Regions from separate parts of the Homo sapiens genome. Here region 2 is linked to region 1. A link is a loop called in an ENCODE intact Hi-C map of the cell type or tissue named here. Cell type or tissue: endothelial cell of umbilical vein. All regions are shown on one strand. Each heading gives the region's core, and the rest is flanking DNA. Links, peaks and the distances in the headings are about the cores only.

The links. Hi-C counts contacts between places; a loop is a spot of excess contacts. Peaks named below come from ENCODE experiments on the same cell type or tissue, not always from the same donor. Only the 100,000 strongest peaks of a DNase experiment are listed, where the experiment ranks them.
Region 2: a loop joins it to region 1, with 30 times the contacts of the local background. A loop is called at or near these places in 2 of 110 quality-filtered maps.

What each region holds. Positions count from the first base shown.
Region 1 is chr1:235,635,688-235,644,015 of GRCh38, reverse strand. The region is part of intron 1 of GNG4 (G protein subunit gamma 4); the gene reads left to right. LOC124904560 (a long non-coding RNA gene) reads right to left here and starts at 3,973. Exons shown (of 4, transcript XR_007066960.1): 1 at 1,768-3,973; 2 at 1,546-1,633; 3 at 1,176-1,275; 4 at 185-461. In endothelial cell of umbilical vein, for the core only: no CTCF peak of the experiment used is centred there; a DNase peak (open chromatin) is centred at 1,535; H3K27me3 peaks cover 165 bases.
Region 2 is chr1:235,961,450-235,969,777 of GRCh38, reverse strand. The region is part of intron 1 of LINC02768 (long intergenic non-protein coding RNA 2768); the gene reads left to right. Among named protein-coding and RNA genes, the nearest start is that of LINC02768, 6.9 kb to the left of the region's middle. RefSeq lists a silencer at 543-743. In endothelial cell of umbilical vein, for the core only: no CTCF peak of the experiment used is centred there; no DNase peak of the experiment used is centred there; H3K27me3 peaks cover 144 bases.

The sequences.
Region 1 (8,328 bases), core at 136-8,135:
TTCTGTGTGTGCTCCGTGAACACTGCAGCAAGTGTGCCCTCAGCCCCTGCTCTGCCGCGTCCCCGCCTTTTTGGGTTGGCTGTGCTCACTGATGGATGGGTCAGCATCCTCTGAACAAGTTTCTCGTTAGACCCTCTCCTTGTGCTAGGGTTTGTTGCAGTCAATAGTGTCTGAAAGAAGCCAATTGCTGGCCTGGACCCAGGCACGTTTTTATTCATCAGAAATTTTCTTTGTCATGGATTTGCCATTCTAGGGCTCTGCTGATCTCACTGTGATCTTCCTGGTGTTTTTAGTTTTACTGTCCAGTACTGCTCCCCGCCACATTCCTTTTCATTACTGGGTGCTATGGAAGGACTTTTCCAATACAGACATACTGCTGGATGCGATCGATGTGTTCATCGAAGACTGCATGTGAACCTTGCATTTGTGAGGTGTTCATTGACTGCATGTGTGATAAGCACCTGCAATAAATATATGCATCAGATAGTTTAGGCACTGGTGACAGGGAAACAAATAAGATATGGTCATGCACTCCAGAGGAGTCAGAACCTAGAGGGGGTGCATGTGTGAAAACAGCCCACCTACCCTGGATTAGTGCACAGACAGGGAGAGTGTTAGTTCTTTCTGATAGCAGTGCAGAAAGCGTGTGACAACAGAGGGAGTCTTGAGCTGGCCCTGGTGAGCTGAGGCAGGTTTTTCAAGCCAGACAAATGAGAAAGGGCTTTCCAGGCAGGGCGGCCAGCAGGGGCCCAGGGTCATGAAAGAGGAGTGGAGAGAGCAGAAAGGTTGCTCAGAGCCGGGGTGTGAAGGTGAGACTGACCGTGAAGAATGGGGAATCCAGGGCCATTGTCAGGCAGAAGCAGGAAGCAGCAGGCCCCACCTTGGCCGTCTGGCTGTGACTGCCATGTGGGGAAGGTCGGAGGCGTGGGGCAGGAGAGGGAGGACAGGGAGACTGGATAACGCCCAAGGGTGCCCCGGCCCCAGCGTCAGTCGGGGTGGCCGTCTGATTGGAAACAGAGGGCCAGGGAGAGGCTGGTGTCTGGGATCCCAGGGTTTCCAGACTGAGCATGGATGGACGAGGGGTAATGTGACCTGGTTTTGTGAATGAAGCTGGGCAAGTAGAGAGAGGGTGTATGACTTGCCAAGTCAGGAGGTGACATCGAGGGGGCATGTACGTGCAGAGCTGAGCAGAGGTCTGGCTGGACCCAGGTGAAGCCACAGGGGCGAGATTGCCTGGGGTGATCCGAGGTGTGATGACAGCAGGGAGGCCCGCGCCTCCAAGAACACACGGCAAGTTTAGGACAAAACAAATATCCTTCTGTAGGAGGCACACCCTTTCTTACACAGACTTTCATGCATAGGATTCCCTTAAAAGAGACCCTCCCAACCCTGCCCTCTCCCTGGCCCCCTGCCCCTCCTGCCCGCCTCTGCAAAACCACAGCCAACCCGCCACCACCTCGCCTTCCTGGATGACTCATTCTTTCTGCGTTGAAGCAGTTGCATCCTGCCTCTTGTTTATGATTTCTTTGTCCCTCTGATGCTTACGGATTGGCTCGGACGCTGTTAGCACCCGTCTCTTGCTGCAGGCCCACGTCGGGGAATCACAGTGTATCATCCTTCCGTGCGTGGGTCTCTATTCGAGAGGGAGTTTCTGTTCTATGTTTTGCTCAGTTGCCCCCGGTCACTCTTTTCCCACCCCCAAGCACCAGTGGCCTCGAGGCGGAGGGCTGGCCTTGGCCCTGCTTCACAGTAACCGCGGCAGCTTACCCGCGACACCTGCACGGGAGCGGGGCCAAGGCTCACCCCGCCCCTGCCGGGCCTCGCTCGGGTTCTTCCACCCTGCGTTCGCCTCGGACCGCTGTGGTTAGCTGTGAAATGCCCCTGCGGTCTGGTTTTCTCTCCTTTTCCGCACGGTTCTTAGTGTGTTATGTTGCTTTTCCGCACTGTACGTTGGAAGCTCTAGGGCTACGAAAACGCAGGCAGTTGCGGGGGAAGCGAAAAATCCCCGCCCTCATGGAAGTTCTGTTACGGTGGAGGAATCAGACCAATGATAAGAAGTCAGAAAATCAAAAGTAGTTTAAACAAGTACATGAATAAATAAGCATTTAAGATATAGTAAGTGCATGAGAGAAAAATAAAACAAGGCTGGGAGGTAGGGAATTCCGGGGAAGGGGGTGGCTCACATTTTAAATAGGCTGCTTGTGGGAGGACCTGCCATGTTGATCCGAGGTTAAGGTGACCTCCCAAATGAGCTCATCTGATGCACGTGGAGCCAACAGGTGAAAGTGTTGATGGAGTCACAGATTATTTATTTATTTATATTTTTAGGTGGAGTCTTGCTCTGTCACCCAAGTTGGAGTGCAGTGGCGCGATCTCGGCTCACTGCAACCTGCACCTCCCAGGTTCAAGCCATTCTCCTGCCTCAGCCTCCCTAGCGGCTGGGATTACAGGCGCCCGCCACCACGCCAGCTAATTTTTTGTATTTTTAGTAGAGACAGGGTTTCACCATGTTGGCCAGGCTGGTCTAGAACTCCTGACCTCAGGTGATCCGCCTGCCTCGGCCTCCCAAAGTGCTGGGATTACGGGCGTGAGCCACTGTGCCCCGCCGATTATTTATTTAGTTTTAGAGGCAGGGTCTTGCTCTGTTGCCCAGGCTGGTGTGCAGTGATGTGATGGTATTTCATTGCAATCTTGAGCTCCCCAGTTCAAGTGAGCCTTCCACTTCAGTCTCCTAAGTAGCTGGGGCTACAGTTGCCCACCACCATGCCCGGCTAAATTCTTTTAAAACTTTTTGTAGAGATGGGTTCTCACTATGTTGCCCAGGCTGGTCTGGAACTCCTGGCCTCAAGTGATCCTCCCACTTCGGCCTCCCAAAGTGCATAATTACAGGCATCAGCCACTGCACTTGGCCTACAGATTAATTTATGCCCAAGTGCCTTCCTGACAGAATAAGGTGGCTTTCCCCTCCTCTCACCCCTAGCATATAAGAAAGCTACATTAACCAAAAGGAGTATTTGGTAGTGTAACTCAAGGTAGAGGAAGAGACAGAGATTCTTTTTGCAAAATGACACGCAAGAAGCAGCCCCTTCTCACTCCAAAGTGGGCCTCTTCACAGCCTGGCTGTTTTGTGGGTGCTCCACCCATCCAGGGACTGGGGCTGCTGGGCCCAGTGACCTCTGACCTGCCAGGCGCCAAGCGGCAACAAAAGGGAGGGAGAGCTCTGGCCCACCGGGCAATTTGACTCTTCCTGGAGCCCTGCAGGGGGTGGTGGCCCCGAGAGGCTGGATCAGAGACCCTCAGGTCCGAAGGTCTGGTGGGCTAAATGAAGTAGAGAGGCCGCCCTCAACTCCACCCTGCCGGGATTCAGGCGGGCTCAAGGACGCAGCTTGGCAAGGACTGTCTTATGTATTCGCCTTGATGCGTGGTCTGGCAGGTTCACTGTAGTCTGTTGAATGATGTGTGTATCCTTTCTTCTGTTTTACACACCTGTTTTGAGAACCATTTACTTGTAGCACAGTCTGTGTATAAAGCCTAAGGTAGATGCAGCAGTGGTTCTCAAACCTGGCTGCATACATTTTGGGCAGTTTTTAAAATATCCCTTCTTGGGCCTCATCCCCTGGACATTCTGACATAGTGGGTCTGGGCTAGGGTCCGGGAATTAGTCTTTGAGTTTTGCAGCCACCAGATTTGAGATGCATTGAACCAAATGATTTCTGTGGGTCCTTATTCCTGATATCTGATTCCCCCCAACCTGCCTAAGCATCCCCAGGCTCTTGTGTCCTATGCCAGCCTCTCCCGCTCCTCGTGGGGCTGTGAGGGTTTGACCACCGTAAGCATGATGTGCCTGCAACACCAGGTCTCCTCCCCAGGCTGAATGCATGGATCTGTCCTCTTCTGCCTGGGGTGAGAGACAGCCTTCTCTGTGGGGAAACCAGCTACCACCCTGAAGAGCTGCCTCTGTCAGAGCACAAGATCCCCACCTAGAGACCCCCTCACTGCTCCCCTCCCACAGCAGCAACGGCAGCTCTGAGGTTCTGGACACCCCAAAGGACACAGACCTACCTTCACCCATGAGCCGTCCAGGAGACATTTGACAGCTGCTGTGTGCCATGTCCTAGGGGTAGGAATGCAAAATAAGTCAGAGGCCATCCCTGCTCCTGAGGCATTTACAATCCAGTGAGGGAGACAGAGGATTATAACACAACACAGAGCGGGGCACGGTGGCTCACGCCTGATATCCCAGCACTTTGGGAGACCAAGGCGGGCAGATCACCTGAGATTGGGAGTTCAAGACCAGCCTGGCCAACGTGGGTGAAACCCCGTCTCTACTGAAAATACAAAAATTAGCTGGTTGTGAGGCAGGAGAATCGCCTGAACCCAGGAGGCAGAGGTTGCAGTGAGCTAAGATAGTGCCACTGCACTCCAGCCTGGGCGACAGAGTAAGACTCTGTCTCAGAAAAAAAAAGCATACAACACGGAATTAAGAAAAGCTCCCACCTCAACACAGAAGGACACCAAGCCCGGCCCAGAAGGACAGGGAAGGCATCTGGAAGGAGGTCTCATGATTTGGCCAGATGGAACTATTGGGGCACAGCCAGTGCAAGGCGAAAGCCTTCCAGGCTGGGGGCTCTGTTTCAGCAAGGGAGAATGATTATGGCTCACATTAATTAAGTGCTTCCTGCAGCCCAGGCTCTTAGTGGCTTATGTTGTATGAACTACTTATTCCTGATGACTACTGTGGTAGGTAGAATCATGGTCCCCAAAGATGGCCACCCTCTAATCCTTGGAACTTGTGAATCTGTGAATCTTACACAGCAAAAAAGATTTTGCAGATGTGATTAACGGAAAGATCCTGAGATGGGGAGGTGATCCTGGAATACCTGGCAGGCCCAGTGTCGTCACAAAGGTTCTCATAAGAGGAAGATAGGCGCATCTGAGAGAGAAGGTGGGGGATGCTGCTGGGCTGGCTTTAAAAATGCAGGAGGGCCCGTTACTGGGTATATACCCAAAGGATTATAAATAATTCTACTATAAAGACACATGCACATGTATGTTTATTGCAGCACTATTTACAATAGCAAAGACTTGGAACCAACCCAAATGCCCATCAATGATAGACTGGATAAAGAAAATGTGGCACATATACACCATGGATTACTATGCAGCCATAAAAAAGAATGAGTTCATGTCCTTTGCAGGGACATGGATGAAGCTGGAAACCATCATTCTCAGCAAACTAACACAGGAACAGAAAACCAAACATCGCATGTTCTCACTCATAAATGGGAGTTGAACAATGAGAACACATGGACACAGGGAGGGGAACATCACACACCGAGCCCTGTTGGGGGGTGAGGGGCAAGGGCAGGGAGAGCATTAGGACAAATACCTAATGCAGGCAAGGCTTAAAACCTAGATGATGGGTTGATAGGTGCAGCAAACCACCATGGCACACGTATATCTATGTAACACACCTGCACGTTCTGCACATGTATCCCAGAACTTAAAGTAAAATGTTAAAAAAAAAAAAAAATGCAGGAGGAGCCACAAGCTCAGGATTGCAGATGGCTGTAGACACTGGAAAAGGCAGAAATACGAACTCTCCCCAGAGCTTCCACCCACAGCCCTCCTGGCACCTTGATTTTAGTCCATCGAGACCCATTTCAGACTTTTGAACTCCAGAACTGTAAAATAATAAAACTGCATTGTTTTAAGCCATAAATATATGGTAATGTGTTGTAGCCACAATAGAAACCAATACAACCATTCCTCTATTTTGAAGGGAAGAAAGCAGGAGGTGAAGGGAATTACCCACATTTCCGGAGCTAGAAAGGAGCAGATTCAGGCTCCAGGGCCTGCACCTGTCCACTCACCTCTCTTCTGTTCCTCCCGCCTGGAAGGGGTTTAAAAACAGCAGTCCAGCAGCTGGGGCTTATCGGAGACCAGGAGCATTGGAAGATGAAGCTGGCCAGATGCGCAGGCAGGAGCCAGGGTCCGGGAAGCTCTTCTTGGTCAAGTAGAGGGAAGTGGCTTTGCAGGCCATTGGCCTGGGCTCCTTTTCGGTGGTCTCCTCAAGTCTGTGCCGGACTGGGAGTGCCACAAGAGCAGAGGTCAGCTCCTTGGGCCCAGTGCACCCACATGTGGCTTCAGCCACAGAGTGAGCTGTGTGCCCATACAGACTGTGCCGCCTCTCTCCATTATCAGATGGTTTAAAAGTGCCACCCTGGCCAGGTAGTGAAGGGCAGACATCTGGTTAAGTGCCCGCAGCATCCTTATGCATCGAAAATTCTCCTATGTTCAAACATCTGTTTCCACCTCATCATTGTTTTCCTCATTCTAATTTTTTTTTTTTTTTTTTTTTTGAGACAAGGTCTTGCTCTGTCTCCCAGGCTGGAGTGCAGTGGTGCAATCTCGGCTCATTGCAACCTCCACTTCCCAGGTTCAAGCGATTCTCATGCTTTAGCCTCCCCTAGTAGCTGGTATTGCAGGCACGCGCCACCGCGCCCAGCTAATTTTTGTATTTTTCGTAGAGAAGGGGTTTCGCCATGTTGCCCAGGCTGGTCTTGAACTCCTGGCCTCAAGTGATCCCCCCACCTTGGCCTCCGAAAGTGCTGGGATTACAGGTGTGAGCCACCGCGCCCAGCCTCATTCTAATTCTTTAATATAAAGCATCCCCCATCTTCCAGCGTTTGACTGAAATAGGTGGTCAGAGGAATTTTTAGGTGGTGTTTTAAGCATTGTTTTTTTAAATAAAGGACACGTAAGCATAACCTGAAACTACTCCCGATATGTCTGCTCAATTTATATTCCAAGTATTTTGCAGGCTGTGCTTGGATTTTCAAAGGAGCAATCACTAGCATTTGATTAGCATTTTTCAGTTTGCTAAAAGCATTCATGTACCCTGTCCACTTGATCTTTACAGAAATGCCAGGAGGCAGGGATTTTTTTTTTTTTTTTTGAGACGGAGTCTGGCTCTGTCGCCCAGGCTGGAGTGCAGTGGGGAGGCAGGGATCTTTATCCCCATTCTTGAAGGAGGAGACTGTGGTTCAAAGGAGAATCACCATCAGGACAAGGTGCCTAGAGGAGCAAGGACGGCACCCAGGGCTTCCACTCGAACTCCACACTGTTCCTAGGGTATCCTCTTGCCCTAGGGGTAAGAGGTAGCAGCTGGGGTAGCAGGGAAAGACCTAGAATGCACTTACAAGGAAATAGGGTCCCAGAATCCAGTTCCGATGTGTCCCTCCCAGGTACAGAAGTACAACACTGGGGCATCCGCATGCCATCGCCTGTCAGTATTGGGGATCCCACCCTGCTTTGGGGGTTCATCGGATCTCTGGTCTTAACATGAGATTGTTGTATGGAGGAATGTGATTGAGGCTCACCAACATCTCAGGGCACAGGCAATTGCCCTGCTGGAGGACCCATGGAGATACGCAGGTCTCTGATGGGAGGTCTCTGATGGGAGGTCTCAGCGTGGGCACCGTGCCTCTGCGTGGCCGTGGCTTGCTGCAGGCACTGCTCCCCATGTGGCAAAGATGAGGGAATGCAGGCCTGCTGCTCAGTGCCAGCTGCTCTCCTCTACACGGGGCTCCCCTAGACCTTGCCCCAGGCCTCACCGCAGGACCTGGTGCCTTTGGGGTTCCCCTTTTCTGAGACCCCCAAAGAGCCTTCCTCAAATAAATCAAAGGCTTTAGCGTCTAAAACTTGTTCCTGAAGAAGGCTTTCTGAACCCGCTTTGGAAGTAAAAAGCAAAATTCCTCTTTGCACTTCTGTGTAATCGTCCTCATTCTCCTTGAGGCAGTGCGGATAACTCTGGCTGGTCAGAGGAGGGGCAGGTATGAGGAAGCACGGTGAAAACAGCCCAGCCCTGTCTCTCAGGATATTCTCCCTCTACAGAGAGAGAGCCAGTTCCTCCCTACACTAGTCTGGGCTTACCTGTCTAGCAAGAGGAGGGTTCCTGGCCATTACCTGGGTGTCCCCTGGCAGTGCAGCAATACCAGGTTCTCAAACACTAACTGGTTGGTTAAGGAGGTTAAGTTACCTTCAGTCTTCTGCCCTTCAGCTTCCTCAAGGTGGAAGGTGGGCCTTCAGAGCCACTGCAAGGGGTCTCTGAATACAGGTGCACAACCCAGGAAACCTGTGTAGAGCAATTGCGACTGCCATGTGTTTGTATCCTGCTGATTAATTTGCAAGTATGCATAGATGCCTTTGGGATTAATAAAGATGAATTTAAGTATGTTACTGAATTAATCACAGCTTTGTCGTGTTGTATCTTCTGTGGCGACAGATACTGAAAATACAGCCATGTATTAGTTGGTTTTGTGTTGC
Region 2 (8,328 bases), core at 22-8,021, 330 kb before region 1:
TTTTTTGAGACAGGGTTTTGCTCTGTTGCCCAGGCTGGAGTGCAATGGCGTGATCTTGGCTCACTGCAATCTTGGCTCACTGCAACCTCTGTCTCCTGGGTTCAAGCTATTCTCCTGCCTCAGCCTCTCCAGCAGCTGGGATTACAGGCATGTGCCACCACACCTGGCTAAGTTTTGTATTTTTAGTAGAGATGGGGTTTCACCATGTTGGCCAGGCTGGTCTTGAACTCCTGACCTCATGATCTGCCAGCCTCAACCTCTCAAAAAGTGCTGGTTACAGGCGTGAGCCACTGCGCCCAGCTTTTTTGTTGGTTTTTTGTTCTGGGGGATTTGGGGACATACGGAAGGTTTTAATCTACATGTAGTCAATTCCTGCTCAGTACGAATTAGAACAAAAGTACCAGCCAAGAAGTCATGAGGCGGAAAATGTCCAGGCTGCACCCTGTGGCATATGGTATTTTCCAAAATGGCCTGAACACAATCTCCCACCCCACATATTCTTACAATGGTGTGTCGATGTGATATTGACATTCCTCTCACCAAGAACTAGGGCCTATGTCCCTCTCCTTGAATCTGGATGGGCCTATGACTATAGCAGAGGGGATGACATGTGGGTTCTGAGGCTGGGTCATACAAGGTGAAACAGCTTCCGTCCAGTCTTCTTGGGATTCTCTCTCTCCGGTTCTGTGATAGGAGGAAGCTCAGGCCACATGAAGAGGCCATGTGCCTGGGGTGGCAGCTCCAACTGTAGCCTCAGCCTACAGCAGACATCAATCACTAGACATGCAAACAAAGAGACCGCCCCCGTGACTCCAGCCCAAGCCACTGTCTGACCGCAGTCTCACAAGAATGGTCCAGGAGACCCCAGTCAATTTCAGACCATGAGAGAGAAAACAGGCTGAGCAGCCCTAATCCAAAATTTATAAAATCTGAAATACTCCAAAGTTCAAAACTCTTCGAGTGCCGATATGATGCTCAAAGGTCATGCTCAAAGGAAATGAATATTGGCACATTTTGGATTTCTCATTTTTGGATCAGGGATGCTCAACTGGTGAGTATAACGCAAATATTCCAATATTTAAAAAAAAATCCAAAATCCAAAACATTTCTGTTCCCAAGCATTTTGGGTGTTTTTTTCCATAGGTAATTGGGGAACAGGTGGTATTTGGTTACATGAATAAGTTCCTTAGTGGTGATTTGTGGGATTTTGGTGCACTCATCACCCAAGCAGTATACACTGCACCATATTTGTAGTCTTTTATCCCTCACCCCCCTCCCACCCTTCCGCCCAATCCCCAAACCCATTGCATCATTATTATGCCTTTGCATCCTCATAGCTTAGCTCCTAGATATCAGTAAGAATATACGATGTTTGGTTTTCCATTCCTGGGTTACTTCACTTAGAGTAATAGTCTCCAATCTCATCCAGATCACTGTGAATGCCATTAATTCATTCCTTTTTTTGGCTGAGTAGTATTCCATCAGATAGATAGATAGATAGATAGATAGATAGATAGATAGATAGATAGATAGATGATAGATATCTAGATGAGGATGCCCACCAGATATCTATCTATCATCTATCTATCTATCTTCTATCTCACAGTATCTCTATCCACTTGTTGATTGGTGGGTATTTGGGTTGGTTCCACAATTTTGCAATTGTGAATTGTGCTGCTATAAACATGCATGTGCAAGTATCTTTTCTGTATAATGACTTTTCCTCAGGGTAGATATCCAGTAGTAGGATTGCTGGATCCAATGGTAGTTCTACTTTTAGTTATTTAAGGAATCTCCACACGGTTTTCCATAGAGGCCATACTAGTTTACATTCCCACCAGCAGTGTAGAACTGTTCCCTGATCACCTCATCCACACCAACATCTACTGTTTTTTAATTTTTTTTTTTTTTTTTTTTGAGATGAAGTCTTGCTCTGTCACTCAGGCTGGAGTGTGATGGCGCGATCTCGGCTCACTGCAACCTCTGCCTCCTGGGTTCAAGCAATTCTCTGCCTCAGCCTCCCAAGTAGCTGGGATTACAGGCACCCACCACCAGGCCTGGCTAAATTTTTTTGTATTTTTAGTTGAGACGGGATTTCACCATCTTGGCCAGGCTGGTCTTGAACTCCTGACCTCGTGATCCACCCGCCTCGGCCACTCAAAGTGCTGGGATTACAGGCGTGAGCCACCGCGCCCGGCCGTTTTTTGATTTTTTTATTATGGCCATTCTTGCAGGAGTTAGGTGGTATCACATTGTGGTTTTCATTTGCATTTCCCTGATCATTAGTGATGTTGAGTATTTTTTCATAAGTTTTTTGGCTATTTGTATATCTTCTTCTGAGAATTGTCTATTGTCCTTAGCCCACTTTTTGATGGGATTGTTTGTTTATTTCTTGCTGATATTGTTTGAGTTCATTGTAGATTCTGGATATTGGTCCTTTGTCAGATGTCTAGACTGTGAAGATTTTCTCCCACTCTGTGGATTGTCTGTTTACTCTGCTGACTGTTCCTTTTGCCGTGCAAAGCTCTTTAGTTTAATTAAGTCCCAGCTATTTATCTTTGTTTCTATTGCATTTGCTTTTGGGTTCTTGGTCATGAAATCCTTGCCTAAGCCAATGTCTAGAAGGGTTTTTTCAATGTTATCTTCTAGAATTTGTAAGGTTTCAGGTCTTAGATTTAAGTCCTTAGTCCATCTTGAGTAGATTTTTGTGTAAGCTGAGAGATGAGGATCCAGTTTCATTTGCCTACAGGTGGCTACACAATTATCCCAGCACCAGTTGTTGAAAAGGGTGTCCTTTCCCCACTTTATGATTTTGTTTGCTTTTTTGAAGATCAGTTGGCTGTAAGTATTTGGGTTTATTTCTGGGTTCTCTATTCTGTTCCATTGGTCTATGTGCCTATTTTCATACCAGCACCATGCTGTTTTGGTGACTACGGACATGTAATTTGAAATCGGGTAGTGTGATGCCTCCAGATTTGTTCTTTTTGCTTAGTCTTGCTTGGCTATGTGGGCTCTTTTTTGGTTCCATATGAATTTTAGGATTGTTTTTTCTAATTCTGTGAAGAATGACGGTGGTATTTTGATGGGGATTGCATTGAATTTATAAATTGCTTTTGGTAGTGTGGTCATTTTCACAATATTGATTCTACCCATCTAGGACCATGGGATGTGTTTCCATTTGTTTGTGCCATCTATGATTTCTTTCAGCAGTGTTTTGTAGTTTTCCTTGTAGAGGTCTTTCACCTCCGTGGTTAGGTATATTCCTAAGTATTGTAATTTTTTTGCAGCTATTGTAAAAGAGGTTAGGTTTTTTTAATTTGATTCTCCGGTTGGTCATTGTTGGTGTTAGAAAAGCTACTGATTTTTGTACATTAATCTTGTATCCGGAAACTTTGCTGAATTCTCTTATCAGTTGTAAGAGGTTTCTGGAGGAGTCTTTAGGGTTTTCTAGGTAAACGATCATATCGGCAGCAAACAGTGAAAGTTTGACTTCCTCTTTACTGATTTGGATGCCCTTTATTTCTTCCTCTTGTCTGATTGCTCTGGCTAGGACTTCCAGTACTATGTTGAAGGGGAGTGGTGAGAGTGGGCATCCTTGTCTTGTTTTAATTCTCAGAGGGAATCCTTTCAACTTTTCCCCATTCAGTATTATGTTGGCTGTAGGTTTGTCATAGACGGCTTTTATTACATTAAGGTATGTCCCTTGTATGCCAATTTTGCTGAGAATTTTAATCATAAAGGATGCTGGATTTTGTTAAATGCTTTTTCTGCATCTATTGAGATGATCATGTGATTTTTGTTTTTAATCCTATTTTATGTGGTGTATCACATTTATTGGCTTACATATGTTAAACCATCCCTGCATCCCTGGTATGAAACCCACTTGATCATGGTGGATTATCTTTTTGATATGTTGTTGGATTTGGTTAGCTAGTATTTTGTTAAGGATTTTAGCTTCTGTGTTCGTCAAGGATATCGGTCTGTAGTTTTCTTTTTTGGTTACGTCCTTTCCTGGTTTTGGTATTAGGGTGATGCTGGCTTCATATAATGAGTTAGGGAGGGTTCCCTCTTTCTCTATCTTGTGGAATTGTGTCAAAAGGATTGATTGGTACCAATTCTTCTTTGAATGTCTGGTAGAATTCTGCTGGGAATCCATCTGACCCTGGACTTTTTTTTTGTTGGTAATTTTTAAATTACCATTTCAATCTCACTGCTTGTTAGTGGTCTATTCAGGGTATCTAATTCTTCCTGATTTAAGCTAGGAGGGTTGTATTTTTCCAGGAATGTATCTGTCTCTTCTAGACTTTCTAGTTTATGTCTGTAAATGTATTCACAGTAGCCTTGAATGATCTTTTGTATTTCAGTGGTGTCAGTTGTAATACCTACTGTTTCATTTCTTAATGAGGTTATTTGGAGTTTCTCTCTTCTTTTCTTGGTTAATCTTGCTAAGGGTCTATCAATTTTATTTATCTTTTCAATGAACCAGCTTTTTGTTACATGTATCATTTGACTGTTTTGAATTTCAATTTGATTTAGTTCTGCTCTGATCTTGGTTATTTCCTTTCTTCTGCTGGATTTGGGTTTGCTTTGTTCTTGTTTCTCTAGTTCCTTGAGGTGTGACCTTAGAATGTCAGTTTGTGCTCTTTCAGTCTTTTTGATGTAGGCATTTAGGGCTATGAACTTTCCTCTTAAGACCGCCTTTGCTGTATCCCAGAGGTTTTGATTGGTTGTGTCATTATTGTCGTTCAGTTCGAAGAATTTTTAAATTTTCATCTTGATTTTGTTTTTGCCCCAATGATCATTCAGGAGCAGGTTATTTAATTTCCATGTATTTGCATGGTTTTGAAGGTTCCTTTTGGAGTTGATTTCCAGTTTTATTCCACTGTGGTCTGATAGAGCGCTTGATATAATTTCAGTTTTCTTAAATTTATTGAGGCTCTTTGCTGCCTATCATATGATCTATCTTGGAGAAAGTTCCATGTGCTTTTAATAGAATGTGTATTCTGTAGTTGTTGTATGAAATGTTCTATATATATCGGTTGAGTCCATTTGTTCCAAGGTATAGTTTAAATCCATTGTTTCTTTGTTAACTTTCTGTCTTGACCTGTCTGATGCTGTCAGTGGAGTATTGAAGTCCCCCATTATTATTATGTTGCTGTTTGTCTCATTTCTTAGGTCTATTAGTAATTGTTTTATAAATTTGGGAGCTCCAGTGTTAGGTGCATATATGTTTAGGATTGTGATATTTTCCTATTGGACAAGGCCTTTTATCAGTATATAATGTTCCTGTTTGTCTCTTTTAACTGCTGTTGCTTTAAAGTTTGTTTTGTCTGATATAAGAATAGCTACCTCTGCTCGTTTTTGTTGTCTTATTTGCAAAAACTGCCTTTTTTTTTTTTTTTTTTTTTTGAGACAAAGTCTCTCTCTGTTGCCCAGGTGGAGTGCAGTGGTGCAACCTTGGTTCACTGCAACCTCTGCCTGCCGGGTTCAAGCAATTCTCCTGCCTCAGGCTCCTGAGTAGCTGCGACTACAGGCACGTGCCACCATGCCAAGCTAATTTTTTGTATTTTTAGTAGAGACGGGGTTTCACCATGCTGGCCAGGTTGGTCTTGAACTCCTGACCTCATGATCCGCCCACCTCGGCCTCCCAAAGTGCTGGGTGGCATGAGCCACCAAGCCTGGCTGAAATGCCTTTTTCCACCCCTGTAAGTTTATGTGAGATGTGAGTCCTTACGTATTAGGTGAATCTCCTGAAGGCAGGCAGACGGTTGGTGAGTTCTTGTCCATTCTGTGGTTCTGTATCTTTTAGGTGGAGCACTTAGGCCATTTACATCCACGTAACTATTGAGGTGTGAGGTACCATTGCATTCATCATGCTCTTTGTTGCCTGTGTACTTAGGTTTTTTTTGGTTTTGGCTTTTGCTTTTTAACTTGCATGTTTGTTTTATAGGCCCTGTGTGATTTATGCTTTAAAGAGGTTCTGTTTTGATGTGTTTCCAGGATTTGTTACAAGATTTAGAGCTCCTTTCAGCAGTTCTTCTAGTGGTGGCTTGGTGATGGTGAATTCTCTCAGCATTGTTTGTCTAAAAACGACTGTATCTTTCCTTCATATATGATGCTTTGTGTCACTGGATACGAAATTCTTGGCTGATAACTGTTTTGTTTGAGGAGGCTGAAGATAGGGCCCCAATCCCTTCTAGCTTGTAGGGTTCCTGCTGAGAAATCTGCTGTTAATCTGATAGGTTTTCTTTTATAGGTTACCTGGTACTTCTGTCTCACAGCTCTTAAGATTCTTTCCTTCATCTTAACTTTGGATAACCTGATGACAATGTGCCTAGGCGAAGATCTTTTTGAGATGAATTTCCTAGGTGCTCTTTGTGCTTCTTGTATTTGGATGTCTACGTCTCTAGCAAGGCCGGGGAAGTTTTCCTTGATTATTCCCTGAAATATGTTTTCCAAAATTTTAGATTTCTCTTCTTCCTCAGGAACACTGATTATTCTTAGGTTTAGTCATTTAACATAATCCCCAACTTCTTCGAGGGTTTGCTCATATTTTCTTTTTCTTTTTTTCTTTATCTTTGTTGGATTGGGTTAATTCAAAGACCTTGTCTTTGAGCTCTGAATTTCTTTCTTCTATTTGCTCAATTCTACTGCTGAGACTTTCCAGAGCATTTTGCGTTCTGTAAGCGTGTCCAATGTTTCCTGAAGTTTTGATTGTTTTTTCTTTTTGCTATCTATTTCCTTGAATATTTCTCCCTTCACTTCTTGTATCATTTTTTTTGGATTTCCTTGCATTGGACTTTGCCTTTCTCTGGTCCCTCCCTAATTAGCTTAGTAACTAAACACCTGAATTCTTTTTCAGGTCAATCAGGGATTTCTTCTGGATTTGGATCCATTGCTGGTGAGCTAGTGTGATTTTTGGGGGGTGTTGAAGAGCCTTGTTTTGTCATATTACCAGGGTTGGTTTTCTGTTTCCTTCTCATTTGGGTAGGCTCTGTCAGAGGGAAGGTCTAGGGCTGAAGACTGTTGTTCAGATTCTTTTGTCCCACGGGGTGTTCCCTTGATGTAGTATGCTCCTCCTTTTCCTATGGATGTGGCTTCCTGTGAGCCGAACTGCAGTGATTGTTGCCTCTCTTCTGGGTCTAGCCACCCAGCGAGTCTACCTGGCTCCAGGCTGGTACTGGGGGTTGTCTACACAGAGTCCTGTGATGTGAACCATCTATGGGTCTCTCAGCCATGGATACCAGCACAGTACTTGGGGTGACTCCCGGGTCCTGCAGGAGCAGCCCGCTTCCTTCATTGGGTCTGTGGGTCCTCTCAGGATTCCTGGTTTGTTCTTGCAGTCATTCTGGAGCTAAAATTCATGATGTGAGCCTCCACACACTGCTCTGTCCATCCGAGTCGGAGCTGCAATCTAGTCCTCTGTTCCCAAGCATTTTGGATAAGGGATACTCAACCTGTAAAAAAGTGATTGCTCTTATTTTTGGTCCTAAGTTTAGGGATGATTCATTACACAGCCATGGATAACTGGCATTTGCCAGGACAACTGATATTAAAAACCCAGAAACCAAACACTTCCTTGGCCCCTACTCTGTTTTCTTATTTGGAAAATGTGAATAGAAAATGAGGAAAAATCCCTTCCTCTGGGTAGAATGTCACAGCTTCAGCACTTGCAACTCTTGATTCCACAGGGTGGGTCTTCCATATGACCTGTGAGCAACATATGGCCTCTTCTCTCTTCAGAAACAACTTTCATCCATTCACTCAACAGGAAAAACGAGAAGAAGGACGCAAGCTGTGGCTCAGTCTCTACTCAGCCATGGAACACATTTTAGCAAGTGATCAGATTCATAACTGCCTTCTGGCCAGGCGTGGTGGCGTGTGCCTGTAATCCCAGCATTTTGGGAGGCCGAGGTGGGCGTATCACTTGAGGTCTGGAGTTCAAGAGCGGCCTGGCCAACAAGGCGAAACCCCATCTCTACTAAAAATACAAAAATTAGCCAGTGTGGTGGCAGGTGCCTGAAATCCCAGCTATTCGGGAGGCTGAGGCAGGAGAATTGCTTGAACCCTAAAGGCAGAGGTTGCAGTGAGCCAAGATCTTGCCATTGCACTCCAGCCTGAGTGACAAGAGCGAGACTCGGCCGGGCGTGCTGGCTCAGGCCTCTAATCCCAGCACTTTGGGAGGCCGAGGGGGGCAGATCACGAGGTCAAGAGATGGAGACTATCCTGGTCAATATGGTGAAACCCCATCTCTACTAAAAATACAAAAATTAGCCAGGTATGGTGGTGCATGCCTGTAGTCCCAGCTACTCAGGAGGCTGACGCAGG